Regions from separate parts of the Homo sapiens genome. Here region 1 is linked to region 2. Evidence: chromatin contacts called from ENCODE Hi-C or POLR2A ChIA-PET data. All regions are on one chromosome and are shown on one strand. Each heading gives the region's core, a stretch centred on a gene start or an enhancer-like site at or near the end of the contact. The rest is flanking DNA. Distances are from core to core; before and after follow the strand shown. Region 1 has its middle 59 kb from the start of LINC02793. Region 2 overlaps RUNX3 (RUNX family transcription factor 3).

The links. Hi-C counts contacts between places; a loop is a spot of excess contacts on that map. ChIA-PET counts read pairs that join two places held with the same protein, here RNA polymerase II (POLR2A). Pooled maps may share reads with other maps.
Region 1: a pooled map shows a loop between it and region 2 (4-fold over the local background). The contact joins two enhancer-like sites. A Hi-C loop is called at or near these places in 1 of 168 maps with a recorded cell type or tissue (DLD1), 1 of 37 single-sample maps with no recorded cell type and 6 of 50 pooled maps. POLR2A ChIA-PET finds 5 or more read pairs at or near these places in 3 of 52 experiments (GM12878, activated CD4-positive, alpha-beta memory T cell and activated naive CD8-positive, alpha-beta T cell).

Annotation. Positions count from the first base shown.
Region 1 is chr1:25,096,939-25,103,754 of GRCh38, forward strand. No RefSeq gene overlaps it. Among named protein-coding and RNA genes, the nearest start is that of LINC02793, 59 kb to the left of the region's middle. RefSeq lists a silencer at 6,457-6,526. Within about 2 kb of position 3,358, at least 4 of the 41 ENCODE cell types and tissues checked have a DNase peak (open chromatin) inside an H3K27ac peak, as active enhancers do.
Region 2 is chr1:24,897,533-24,904,122 of GRCh38, forward strand. RUNX3 (RUNX family transcription factor 3) reads right to left here. Exons shown (of 5, transcript NM_004350.3): 5 at 1,979-5,134. The coding sequence ends at 4,590. Among named protein-coding and RNA genes, the nearest start is that of MIR6731, 19 kb to the right of the region's middle. RefSeq lists enhancers at 889-958, 3,049-3,098, 3,866-4,315, 4,646-4,715, 4,796-4,865. Within about 2 kb of position 1,544, at least 3 of the 41 ENCODE cell types and tissues checked have a DNase peak (open chromatin) inside an H3K27ac peak, as active enhancers do.

The DNA.
Region 1 (6,816 bases), core at 2,108-4,607, 200 kb after region 2:
CACACTTAAGGTGATCGGCCAGTGATTAATTATCTAACTGAACACAAATCAACAACCTTCAGAGAAAGATAAGAGAATCCAGAATCTTTACAATGAGTCATGCATGGTTTACAGGCAAAAAGTAACACATGCAAAAATAGGAAAATGCAACCCCATCTCAGCAGAGAAATGGAAACTATTTTTAACAGAACCACATGAGCGTCCTGGAACTGAAAAATACAATGAGTAAAATTTAAAAATTCACTAGGCTGGGCACAGAGCCTCATGCCTATAATCCCAGCACTTTGGGAGGCTGAGGCAGGCGGATCACTTGAGCTCAGGAGTTCAAGGCCAGCCTGGGCAACATGGTGAAACCTTATTTCTACAAAAAACACACACAAAAATTAGCTGGGCACAGTGATGTGCGCCTGTAGTCCCAGCTACTCGGGAGGCCAAGGCAGGAGAATAGCTTGAGCCCAGGAGGCGGAGGTTGCAGTAAGCGGAGATCGCACCACTGCGCTCCAGCCTGGGCAATGGTAGTGAAACGCTGTCTCAAAAAATAAATAAATAAATAATAAATAAATCACTAGATGGGCTTAACAAGCAGATTGGAGATGGAAGAAGAAAGGGTCAGTGAACCTGAAGGCAAATCAATGGAAATTACCCAATGTGAAGAACCAAGAGACAAACAAAAATTGAAGAAAGGTGAACAGAGCCTCAGGAACCTTTGGGACAAGATCACAATGTCTAACGTATGTGTGATTGGAGTCTCAGAAGGAGAGGTGAGCGAGAGTGGGACAGGAAAGAAATGTTAAGACATAATGGCTTGAGATTTTTCCCAAATTTAAGGAAATGTGTCCAAGGTTCTACAAAGAGAAGAGCTGGGCTTGGAATCTGGTTCCTGTGGTTCAACGATAGGCTATGTCCTCTGTCACATGCTCCACAGGGGACCATGAAGGTACCTGTCCAAACCCAAAAGCCAGTGATCCTGTGGGTCTCTTGGTGAAGGAGCAGCTCAGAGACACGTTTGGGCACAGCCCGATTTTCTGGTACCACCATCCTGGTTCCATTTCCTGCTCTTGTTCTTCTAGCCTTGAATCACTGTTTCTAGCATCAGCACATCATCATCCTTTCTGGAATCAGGGTGAGTAAAATTTGGTGATAAATGTGGACAACCCAACAAAGAACATTCTCTTCCCAACTCAAATGGGGAGGGATCTGGGACTTACAGACTGCTTCAGCCCTATCAGGAGTGGGCTGTGGCAGGACTGTCACTCTCCTGCTGCCTTGTCTGGACCTGGTTTGAGCCTGGCACAACTCTGGGCTCTGTAGGGAGTACAGAGAAACCCCAACTCCAACACACACACACACACACACACACACACACACACACACAGCTCAGGGCACAGGTAGACACGGAGCCACATAGCCACAGGAGGACATCAACACACATACACTGAGTACGTACTGTAGACCAGGCGCTGAGGCACTAGCAGAATTTGGATAAGTAGAGAAGAAGGTGGCAGAAACACATAACCTGCATTTCAAGGGTAATACAAGATCTAGCTGCCTAGCTGGAGGGGGACATCTTCATTCATTCATTCGTTGTACCAATATTTATCAGGCACTCTTCTAAGGGATACAGCTGAAGAGATCTGGGGCCATAGAAAGGTGGGCTTCCACCCCAGGTGAGCACTTTAATGGGCCTGTGGAGCCCCAGCAAGTTGCTGAGCCGTGGACTGGCAGGAGCAGTGCCCAAGTCTGGGCTGCACCTGAGCAGGGCCCCAGCCAGCTCTTCCCAGTCACAGGCAGGGGCTGGCTTCACCTTGGGCTTCAGGGCAGTTCCCACCCAAAAGTGCAGCCCCTCTGCAGTGCCCTGGGCTCAGCTAAGACTGGCTCCTGGCTGTAAGAACATCGGCCTCTTCCCCTCCATTGGGGTTGAGTGGGCAGAGCGGTTGGCCTCAGCACATGATCATTCCTTGCCTATTCACTCATCATCCCAATTAGTGAGCTGGTGGGAGCTGCCCCCTCATTTCCACAATGATCTATCTGCACGTGCCTAATCCCAGGAGCTGAGCCAAGAGAAAAAGTGATAGCAAGGTCTTGAGACTTCTCTGAAGGGGCTGGGCTGGGGTGTTTTGGGGTAGAGCCACTGAAATTGACGGGTCCAGGGAGGACCTATGGAGACCCAAATTTGAAATCTGGTGCCTATGTCAGGAAACAGGACAAAAGCTGGTGGATTAATGACAGCATTTCACATCAAGGCTCACAGAGTTGAGCATTCTCAGACCAAAGAGTCCATCTTTTCTCCATACACAAGGCGAGGGGAAGCAGGGAGAAATACAAGAAAACAATCACAAACCAAAGCTGAGGCCAGCAGGGACAAGGCACCGCAGCGTGTTTTTGGCTGCTTCTTTCTTCTCTGTCTTCTCCTGGCAGAGTGCAGCTTCCCCTTTGCTGACCAGACAGCACTGACCATCGGCCTCGAGAGATCTGGACTCCTTTAGCCCAAGTCGCTTCTAGTTGCTGTTGACACATTCACCACCTGCTTCCTGCTCTGCCAGAGCCACTCCAGGGAGGGCGTGATGGGGAAGAAGAGCTCTGGTCCCTCCTGTCTGCACGCAGTCCCAGGTCAGAGACAGCTGCGGTCACAGCCTCTTCCCCTCCTCTCTCTGCATGCAGCCACCCCCTGCCTCCTGTCACTAGCTCAGCTCAAAGGGCACCTCACAAAACAAGCCCCGGTGTGCACAGGGACATACGTGCACCCAAGATGTTCACCACAGCATTGCTTTAGCAGAATTCATCAGGTCAGTACAACAAAAGATCACACATTAAACATAAGACAGTCAGAGAGTGGGAAGTTGTTTATAATACACTAAGTCAGTGGTTCACGAATTTGCAGAGCAGCAGAACAATCTGGAGGGTTTGTTAAAACACAGACCACTGGACCCCACCCCCAGAGTCTCTGAGGTTTGGGGTTGAGAGGGAAAGCAAGAATTTGCACTTCTGACAAGCTCCCGGGTGATACGGATGTTGCTGTCAAGGGTCACACTTTGAGAGCCACTACATTAAGTAATAAAGAAAATTCAAAAATATATGCAACCTGATATCATTGTGGTTATGTGTAAATAAATGATTAAGATACTGGTGGGGCACAGTGACTCACACCTGTAATCCCAGTACTTTGGGAAACTGAGGCAGATGGATCACCTGAGATCAGGAATTAAAGACCAGCCTGGTCAACATGGTGAAACCCTGTCTCTACTAAAAATATAAAAATTAGCTGGGTGTGGTGGCACACGCCTGTAGTCCCAGCTACTCTGGAGGCTGAGGCAGGAGAATCGCTTTAACCAGGGAGGTGGAGGTGGCAGTGAGCTGAGGTCACACCACTGCACTCCAGCCTGGGCGACAGAGCAAGACAATGTCTCAAAAAAAGAAAAAAAAGATACTATCAGTCACTGTCTCTGTGTAATGACATCGATTCGAGGCTTTTTATCATTTTATTTTTTTTTCTGAAAAAAAGTTGTCTGCAGTAAACACAGTTATTTTTGTAATGAGAGAAAAATATTTAGGCACTTCCTTCATGACACCTCCCCAGGCATCCCCAGAGAGAAGTAACTGCCCCTCCCATCTCCCCCTTTCTGCTGGTGTCCTGCGGAGCTCTCCCTTCTGCCTTGTGTGGGTTAAGCTGTCCCCACACCTGTCCCCATCAATAGGCAGGAAATGCCTTACACAGGAACTCTAGCTCAGGCACCTCCCTGTCCCCACACAGGGCCTGGCATAGCGCATCTTTCTCCATCCAAAGCCAGTGGGAACTCACAAAGTGGGGTGGAGGTCATAAAACGAACGTGGACTCCCCAGTCCAGTGGCCTGGGACAAGCCTGAATTCTGCCACTGCTTGGCTTTGAGCTGTTTGGTCCCAACTATGGGTTCTGGGTTCTGGAATGGCCTAGCCTGCCCCCACTGGCCACCAGCTTGGCCTTCATAGCACCCAAAACCATAGCACCACCCCAGTTGGCTCCACATCAAAGGCCCTCCCCCACCAGGAAGCATTCTGGTTACCAAAATGGTCATTGGTGATGGCACCATTGTCCAGAGAGTCCCTGCAGGCCTGGAGATGCATTCCTTCAGGCCCAAAGACATGACTAGAAAACTGCACAATTGTCCTAACTCCAACACTTACCAGTAGCATGACCCTATATAAATAAACTTGCTATCTCTGCATCTTTATTTACCCACTTGTCCCATAATAAGGTTGCATTAGAGAAGTGACACTCACACTGCCCCCTCCTCAACCTCCCCCTGACAGACATGATTAATCAATCACATTATCCTATCTCCCTGAGCCAGGAAGCAGCCTCAGAATTTTCTTAACGCTAATTTCCAAGCATAGTTCTCCAATGCAAGCAAACCTTCAAGATAAAAGTTATTAAAATTAATTAATTGATTTTTTAAAAATATAAAAGCCATTTGCCATTGCTGACCTATATTATTCCCTGTTTCCCTGAAACCTAGAACAATGCTCAGCAGAGTAGCCATAGTCAATCTTCGTTCAATGAATCTACATGGATACACACCAGCTGTCACCGGTTATTATGAAAGGGAAATCTTTGGTAGCCACCAACCATCCTGTGCAAACTCCAGACCAACTACTTCCTCCTTCCAGGATCCCTGACCATTGAGTTGGCGCCCTCTGCTGTCCGTTGGCTGGTACTGCAAAGGACTGTCCATTCTCAGCCCTAAGGAACTGTGAAAATTGAGCAGAGAACGATGCCAGCCATTGACCTCGTAGTAAACAGACCCAAACTTCCTCATCATGATGACCTCCTGGGGTGGCTTTGGATGCAGTCGGCTGCAAGCCCCGCCAGACACCATGCACGTGAGTATCATTTAGTCTCTTTGAGCTTTGTTTTATCCTCCTCCCCTCTCCTTCCTGTGTCATCCGCAGAACTGAGGGCCCTCTGTTCCAATTCTCTCACTCCACAGCTGATAGGATTGAGGCCAAGTGAGGAGAGGGGATCAGTTCAAGGTCTCACACACCACTCAAACCAGAACTCGGGTCCCCATACTCCCAGCTCTGGGCTCATTGACACACCAGGTTGCCTTCCTCTTCTCTAACAGGTGGGACAGGACAGGCACAGTGGCTCACGCCTGTAATCCCAGCACTATGGGAGGCCGAGGTGGGTGGATCATGAGGTCAGGAGTTTGACACCAGCCTGGCCAACATGGTGAAACCCTGTCTCTACTAAAAATACAAAAATTAGCCAGGCATGGTGGCACACACCTGTAATTCCAGCTGCTCAGGAGGCTGAGGCAGGAGAATTGCTTGAACCTGGGAGGTGGAGATTGCAGCGAGCTGAGATCACGCTATTGCACTTCAGCCTGGGCGACAGAGCAAGACTCTGTCCCCCAAAAGAATCAGATAGGAAAGAAACTGCCCTGGGCTTGGAGTCCTTGCGTTCTCCAAGGGCTTCACCCACTTGCCGCGGGGTGGGGGACGGGGGGTGAGTTCTGCCTGGAGCTAAGGAGTTAGAGGGCCCCAGTTCAAACTCTCTGGCATCTTCTCGACATCTCTTTACCAAGATCTGCCTCATTTGGCCTCTACCCATCTCTCTGATGTCATCTCCCCACCCTTGCCCCCCATTCACTCTGCTCCAGCCATAACGGATGGCCTCGTTCCAACCTCAGGGCTCTTGCACTTGCTGTGGCCTTTTGTGGAACCTCCTGTCCCCAGATCTTCGCATGACTGAGTCCATCCTGTTTTTCCTCAAATGTCGTCTCTGCTGAGAAGCCTTCCTCCACCACCTGAAGGAAGTCCTCCCTCCCACCCCCACAGAGGTTTTGTCTGTGTCCTAGCCCCCAGCACTTGCATGGGCACTCAGCAGGCACTCAACTAACAGTTGTTGATTAGATGAGTAAATTAGGGGCTTGAAAGGGAGACACGAGGAGAGTCCTAGAAAGGGAGTCAGGGGTGAAAGACGTGAGTTGAAGGCCACCTCCACTGCTGGGTGACCCCAGGCAAGTCACAACCTCTCTGAGCCTCAAATTTTCCAATTCCATGGTCTGTTCATGCCTGGACAGCCTGAGACTCTCTGATCAGGGAGACTTCAGAGCCTACCCCAGAATGCAGGCCCCTCAGACCTAGTGAGGGGGGATGGTGGGCTTCTCCTTCCTCCCCTCTCTATGGTCCCCTCCACTAGTTTCAGGTCCAAACCCCTCAGGGAAGGGACAGAGGAAGCCAAGACGAATGGGCATCCCCACTCCCCAAGGGCAGGCAGCCCACATGAGGCCTCTAGGATAATTACAGCCAGCTGGGCTGCCTCTACCCCCTACCCCAGCTCCCTGCTCCCTGGAAGCTGGAGAAGCTCAGCAGCTGCCCACATGTGGTTATTTGAACAGGGAGTGGGAGAGGGAGCTGGCAGGTCCACTGCTGGGCCATGGTGCCAGCTGGGGCCAGCCCTGCCTGACAGCCTTGCTTGAGAACCCACGTGTACAGGCAGGGCCAGGAACGCTGAAGTGCTGGGGCTCAGCAACTTCCCTCCCAGGCTGAGGGGAGCAAGAGGCCACAGGCCTCAGGTCAGAGCCACATGTGGCTGTGGGCTGTTGTCAGCAGATCCCTGCACAGTGTAAAGCCACGCTGCAAGCTGGGAGTGAGCTGCTGACAGACGCAGGCCCACATGCCCTGAGGCTGAAAGGCAGGGATAGGAGCCAGGGCCAGACCCCCGAGGGGACTCTAGGGAGTTCAGATGGGGCTTCGCCATCAGGCCTGGGAGCCAGAGCCACGGCCAGCTGCTCTCTGCTCACGGGGAACGGGACGTCAAGATGAGCCAGGGTGGT
Region 2 (6,590 bases), core at 294-2,793:
CCAAAGCCATCCCCATGGCCACAGCCCAACAGTGGCAGGGCTGCTCCTAGGGGCCGGCAAGGCGGGTCCATCTGGGCCACTTCACCCCACAGGAGGCCACTTCTGGGAGCCCCCAGGCCACAGCCGGCTCTCTGGGTCCATCATTGGGCCCATCTGGGCCAACCTCAAGCTGTGGGGGCTGAAGAAACTGGAGGGACTCAAAGTCCAGCCCAGATCAACAGGACTCCTAGAGCCTCCAAAGCGGAATTCTGGAGTCCAGGGGCTCCCAGGCTGTGGAACTAAATGGCTTCCTCAATCTGAACTGGCTTCTACATGACCTAAGCTCTTGCTGGTGGCTCAGGGGACATGGGTGGGGCTGGGCCCAGGGTCCAGGAGGCCAGGGTTGTAAAACTATGAAAGTCAACCCTGCCTTCAAGCCAGGTACACCCTGTCCCAAAGCAGACGATTATGGGGTGTGGGGTCCTACTCCACACCTGGCACACGGCCGGTGCTCATTCAGCGTATGACCAAAAAGGGAGACTCAGAGAGGGACAGGGACCTCCCACTGCCACACGGCTCGGGAAGGGAAAACCTTCCCCACATCAAGACCTTTAGCTGGCCCTTTCGGGAATGAGTCACCTGAGGTTGGGAAGTTCTTCTTAATACCTTACCTGAATTCTTGCTGTAACCAAGGCAGCCTCTCCTCACCCTTGTCCAAAGGGGATGATGTCCACTCTCTCCACCTGCTGCCCAGGGATGCCGCCCCCTATTGCCACCTGCAGGCTGCTGTGGCTACTGCAGCACTTCCTCCCGCAGCCCTGGGACCTCAGGCAAGCTGAGACTTCTCGGGACCTTGAGTTTCCCCTTGGCAAGCTGGGTGTGCTGGTTCGTGCCTGCTAGGGTGCAGGTGATGGAGATTTGAGTCAGGAACTCTGGAGGGCACAGCTCCTCTCCGATCTGCTGTGGCACCAAAGTGTGCCTGGTGAGGAGTGCTACCATCCCCTACAAAGTGACCCCAAATAAATAGAAACAGTTTTGGCCATGTAGATGCCGTTTCAGGACCAACCCTGGCAGAGGCTGCCCAGAGCAGACCAACAGAGAAGTTCTGTAGCCACGGCTGAGGTCCTGTCCAGAGATGGACCTGCTGTCTTTTGGGTAAAAGGGGATGCCGGGCTAGGGAAATGGAAGCTTCTTGTTGGGAGCTGAGTTTCAGGCAGACCAACCAAACTGAGCAGGGCAAAGCTTTGGGAGTGGTTTTTGAAGTCGGTGGGCATCACTCAAAAATAAGGTCTGTTTTGTAAAAATTTCCCTTCACAAATCCCAACTGGCCAGGCTCTGGGCTGTGTGTTGGTACAAATCCCAAGTGGACCAGGCCTCCTTGCTGGCAAGGTGGGAGGGGGGCTGTCAAGCCAGGTCCCCACACCATCACACCCATGCTACCATTGTTGGGCTGTGGTCCCAGTTCAGCCATGGACAACCCCAGGGAGACATGGACCTTGATGACACTCCTTCTTTGCACCGCAGTTGTCTCATCTGCAAAATGGGGGCACTGAAGTTGCCGCTTACTCCCAATCCCCACTGCTGCTAGCTTGCCACAGATCTTGAAACACGAGCCTCAGAGGGGGGTTCTCACCAAGGCACTTGGACTCTCCCTCTGCCTCTGCCCCCTCCCGAAATGTGAATCTGAGGAACAGGCATAGGAATTCCTCCCAACACGGCTGGGAAGACTCACAGCCCGCTCATGATTGGTGGAAGGGTTGTGGCACTTTGAAGACCTATTTGATGCTCTCCTGGGGTCCCAGCCATACAGGAGCAGGCCTCACCGGCTGTCCTGTGGCCAGGGTGGTCTCTGCGGCCATTCCTGAAGAAGTTGGAAGCAAGGAGATGAAGGTGCTGGGTGTCTCTGTTCCTGTTCCTCCTGGGCAACAGCAGGAGGTCTCCATCCTCTCCCCCACCCCACCCCACCTCCATGCATAGCCCTAGAAACCGGGCACTGGACTCCTTCCACACATCTCAGAGTTATATTATTGTAACAAATCAGTCAAAATTCCATTTTACAGTTAAATAGTACAGAAGACAGTTTACTGTACAAGCAAGTTGTGCGTTAAAAACAAACACCAAGCAAACGATAGTGCAAAGCAGTTTCCACCCAGCTCCATCCTCTCGCCAGCTCTGGGATGGTTTTACATCAGATGAGTGCAGCAGGTGTCACACCTCAGCATGACAATATGTCACAAAAGATTGGTACCCACTACTGACAGGCTCACAGTAACACTATATCAAAACGTCTTCCTTTCCTCGTGCTTCCTACATCAGTGTGTTTGCCTAGTACAACTTTAACGCAGCCTTGTAAATAAGGACCTACTTTTACCAGCCCAGGCTGTCTGTACCCACTTTGGGCCTTACAGACTCAGTACGGCTGCCGTCACTTTTTGTCAGGGGATGGGGGATGGGGTAGGAAGAGCAATTTATTTACTATCCCTGCCTCTCCAGGATCAGGAAGGGTTAGTAATCTGGGATGAGACTACAAAGTGCTGGGCACTGGGAACCCAAAGGTGCCTCCCACGCTGACCTGGGACCAGCTATAACCAGAGAACAGGAGGGAAGAAACTACAAGGACAATGGATTCATAGCTGCTTCCTAAGAAGGCATGGAGAGGCCCCTTGGGTGCAGGGAGTCAGCAACTATTTTGAGGAGATGGAGACTGTTTTTCCAGTGAGGACAGGCCAAGAGAAACCGCAGCAGGAGGGAATGGAATAGGATCACCAGAAGGACTGCCTAACCTGCCAGTGTGTCTCTGGTGTATGGTTCTGGCCGTTGTGACAGGTTGGGTGGGGACAGTGCTCTCACAGAGACAACCAATGAAGAGCATTTTGTAGGGCAGATTTCTGCATCCACAGAGGCCGAGGCAGAAAGTTAAAATACCGCATGCTGCTAGCCTTTATGAGTTCCCTTACGCCTTTTCTAAGCCTTTCTAGGGCCAGAGAACTCTGATGTGAGAATCCATGCAGCCTGGCCCTTGGGCAAGCGCCCACTTTCCCATTTTGCAAAATTCAGGGGCAAGACTTCACCTCGGAACGCAGTGCAGCTGAGCTGCGGCTGGAGAGCCCTTTACAGTGCTTCTGTCCTGCCACGCACAGCCAGTACTCCCCACCTCTCACATCCTGCCCACCTCCGCCCAGCCTCCTGGACAGATGTCCTAGAGCCACAGAGGAGAGATGCCCAGCGTCTCATCAGCGTTTCCCTCGTCCTCCCAGGGGAGCCTGTGGTGCAGGCTGGTGGGATGCTGCCTGATGGGGAGTGTAGCCCCTTGAGAAAGTATTGAGACCCTAATAACCCCACACCCTCAGGAGGCAGCTGGGGGTCCGCGGGGGGGAGAGGGGGCGGGGATGTTGCTTATAATCACAGAGCTATCATAATCACGGAACTATACCTGTAAGAGACCTTGTGTTTGAAAACGTTAGATTAAGCTTCTTTTTCTAAAATCAGTTTTAAAAACTGTTTTGTTTTTTTTTTGTTTTTTTGTTTTTTTTTTTTTTTTGCTCAGGACTATTTGCTTTCAGAGCACAAAACAGGTTACAGACAGGTGTGTGCCAGGAGTCGCAAGATTTGGCTGGATCCTCCCAGGAGGCTTGGGGGATGGGGCACAGCTTGGCTGGACCCAGGGGGGACAGGGACATTGATGTCTGACCCAAAATGATCCCTCACCTCAATGCCTTCTGCTAGGACCTATCTATCTGGCCCTCCTGTTCTCTCCACAAATGGAATTATGAGACCACCTAGGGGAAAGGGGACCTCCTATCCCCCCTCCCCCGCCCTGCCAAGAGAACAGAGAGTGGATGCGTTGAGCTGGTAAAGTGCATGGAGGAGCCGGTCTGTAGGTGCTTTCCTGGGTTTAAGAACCTGATGCCATAGACTCATCTTCTCTGGGGCCTGGGACCCGTGCGGCTGGGGGAAAGCCAACAGTTAGGAACGGAGGGGAAGCTGGGCTGGGGGGACTGGCTTGGATGTGTTCTCAAACCATCTCTGCCAGCAGCGTGCTGGGTCCTGCCCCATCTGTACAATGAGGGGAACCCCGCTCGAGGGTGGTGGGGGTGGGGGACACTTTCCAGTTCTGACTCAAATCTGTGTAAATGCAGAGGGGGCTGGACCCAGGGGATGCAGGGGCTCCAACGAAGGTGCAGGGGTCGGGAGGTTTCCCAGGGCCTGAGGCTTATCCTGTGGGCCAATGCTGCCTCTCTCTGGAAGAGAGATGGCCTCTGTCCCAGGAGACATGGGTCCCATGCAGCACTGGGCATAGCTGGAGACAGTGAGGTCCTTCCGGGGGGGTGGCAGGAGGCTGATTCCCCACAGAAGTATGGGATGAGACGGCCAGGATCTGGGCCGGGGGCAGTATCCCGGGCCGGGGTGGGGGTGGTAACCTATGCCTCTGTACAAGGATGTGGCTGCACAGATGCAGCCAGAGGCTCCCACCAGCTGGGACCACCCTGGGACCGAGACCACCCTGGAGCGCAGGTCCCATTCCCGCCCGGAGCCTCGGAGCCGGCCCATCACTGGTCTTGAAGGTTGTTAGGGTCCCCGCCTCCAGCGGGAGGAGTCCACCAGGGCGGTCAGTAGGGCCGCCACACGGCCTCATCCATGCGGCCTGGCGTGCTCAGGGCCGTGGGTGAGTTGCTGTGGCTGCCGTCGGCCTCCACGCCATCACTCTGGCCGCCCAGGCTGGGGTTCATGAGGTTGCCGGCGGCGACAGAGGCAGCGCTGCTGGTGCAAGAGGCCAGCATGCGGGTAGGTGAGCGGTCGCCCCCACTGCTGCTGCCGGCCACCATGGAGAACTGGTAGGAGCCAGAGGATGTCCCGTAGTAGAGGTGGTAGGGGGACGGGTTGGCCTGGAAGGGCCCGCTCTGGTTCTGCGGGGCCCCCGGGTAGGGTGGCGGGAGGTAGGTATGGTGGAAGCGGCTGGTGGCCGGCATGCCCGCCACGCTGAGGCTGCTGATGCTCGTGCCCGAGGGCGTGGCGCTGTAGGGGAAGGCAGCTGACATGGCCCCGGGATAATGCATCCTGGGGTCTGGGAAGCGGCTCTCCGTGAGGGTTGGCAGCGTGGGGAAGGAGCGGTCAAACTGGCGGGGGTCGGAGAATGGGTTCAGTTCCGAGGTGCCTGGAGGACAGCAGGGAAGAGGTCAGTTCCAGCTCGAGACAACCCCAGGAGGGCTTCCTGAAGAATGACCTTGGGCTCTGGTTCCCAAGGCCCATCTGGGGGACCCCTAGTTCTAGACCTGGCTCTCCTCTTCCTGCCCTAGGCTGCCCGGGGCCTCCCCCGCCAGGACTCCGAACACAGACCTGCCGGGAAGCTGGTTGGAGCGTGCCCCGGGCCAAGAGGGGCCATGGGAGCCCCCCCACAGCAGCAACAGAACAGAGGAGGGGGTCTATTCTTCTTTTTAAATCCTCCTTCCCAGCCTCGCAGAGGAGAGGCCTAGGATGCGGTGGTGGGGCTGAGGGCAGAGTCAGCTCAGGCCTCCCAGCAGCCCTGCCCAGGCAGGTTCCTCTCCCCACCGGCCCATGTTAACAGCTGGGAAGGCCGTGGATGTGTAAAGGGCTCCAATGACCGTGTGAGACTGGGAGTTGGAACCCGCTTTTGAAGACAAGAAAATGGAGGCAGAGAGAGAGCAAGACTGAGTCTCTGTGGCAGAGAAAGGACTGGTTCTCATCACAAGGCCTCTGCTGGGGACACACGTGCCTCTCCTGCCCAGGTGCAGCACGCGGAGGTTCTGTGCGCTCACACCTGGGTTGTGGGCACTGAGTTCACAGGAGCTCTGGCCTCCACCTCACCCTGGGCCTGTGTCTCTGGAGCCGACTCGTGGCCACACAGTGACTGGATGCCACCCTAACCTGCCTTGGCAGCAAAGTGAGACAGCAGTCAGACAAACTTGGGGACCCAGACCCCAACCTGGTCACAGTGTCCAGCCCAGACTCTGCCCCTGCTCCCCCAGGAATGTGGCTTCTCAATGGGCTCCAAGGCAAGGGTGTTCCATCCTCTGTCCCCAACTTTTGTCATCACAGACCCCCAAAACCTCAGCATTCAAAGGGGCTCAGGGATTGAGTCTAACACCCTTGATGGGGAAACTGAGGCCCAGACAGGGTGAGGCACTTCCCTCAGGGTCACACAGCACATTGGACCTGGCACACAATCCTAGGGCCTCTGGTCCTGAGCCCCAACACGTACTTGAGAGGGAGCTGTCCCGTCTTTGAGGCAGCACAGGATCAAGGCTTACTGTGTGGCTTCTGGAGCCGGACAGTTATCCTGGTTTGGACACTTACTAGCTTTGTGTCCTTGGGCAAGTCACTTAACCTCTCTGCGCATCAGTTTCCCCATATAAAACATGAGACGATAACAGTTCATCAGGATTCAGTTAATTCACATCGAGTACTTAGAATGGCACTGGGCACAGAGCAGGGGTCCATGAGGCTTTGCAAGGCCACTGTGGCTGTGGTGTCTCTTACTCTGGGTACCCAGGAGAACTGGCTCATTCAGGGCCCTGCCAAGTTGAGGCCCTGGTGCAGGGCCTCCCTTCTACTCTGGCAGCCGGGGGAGGTGGATGAGCCCCCAGCAGTGG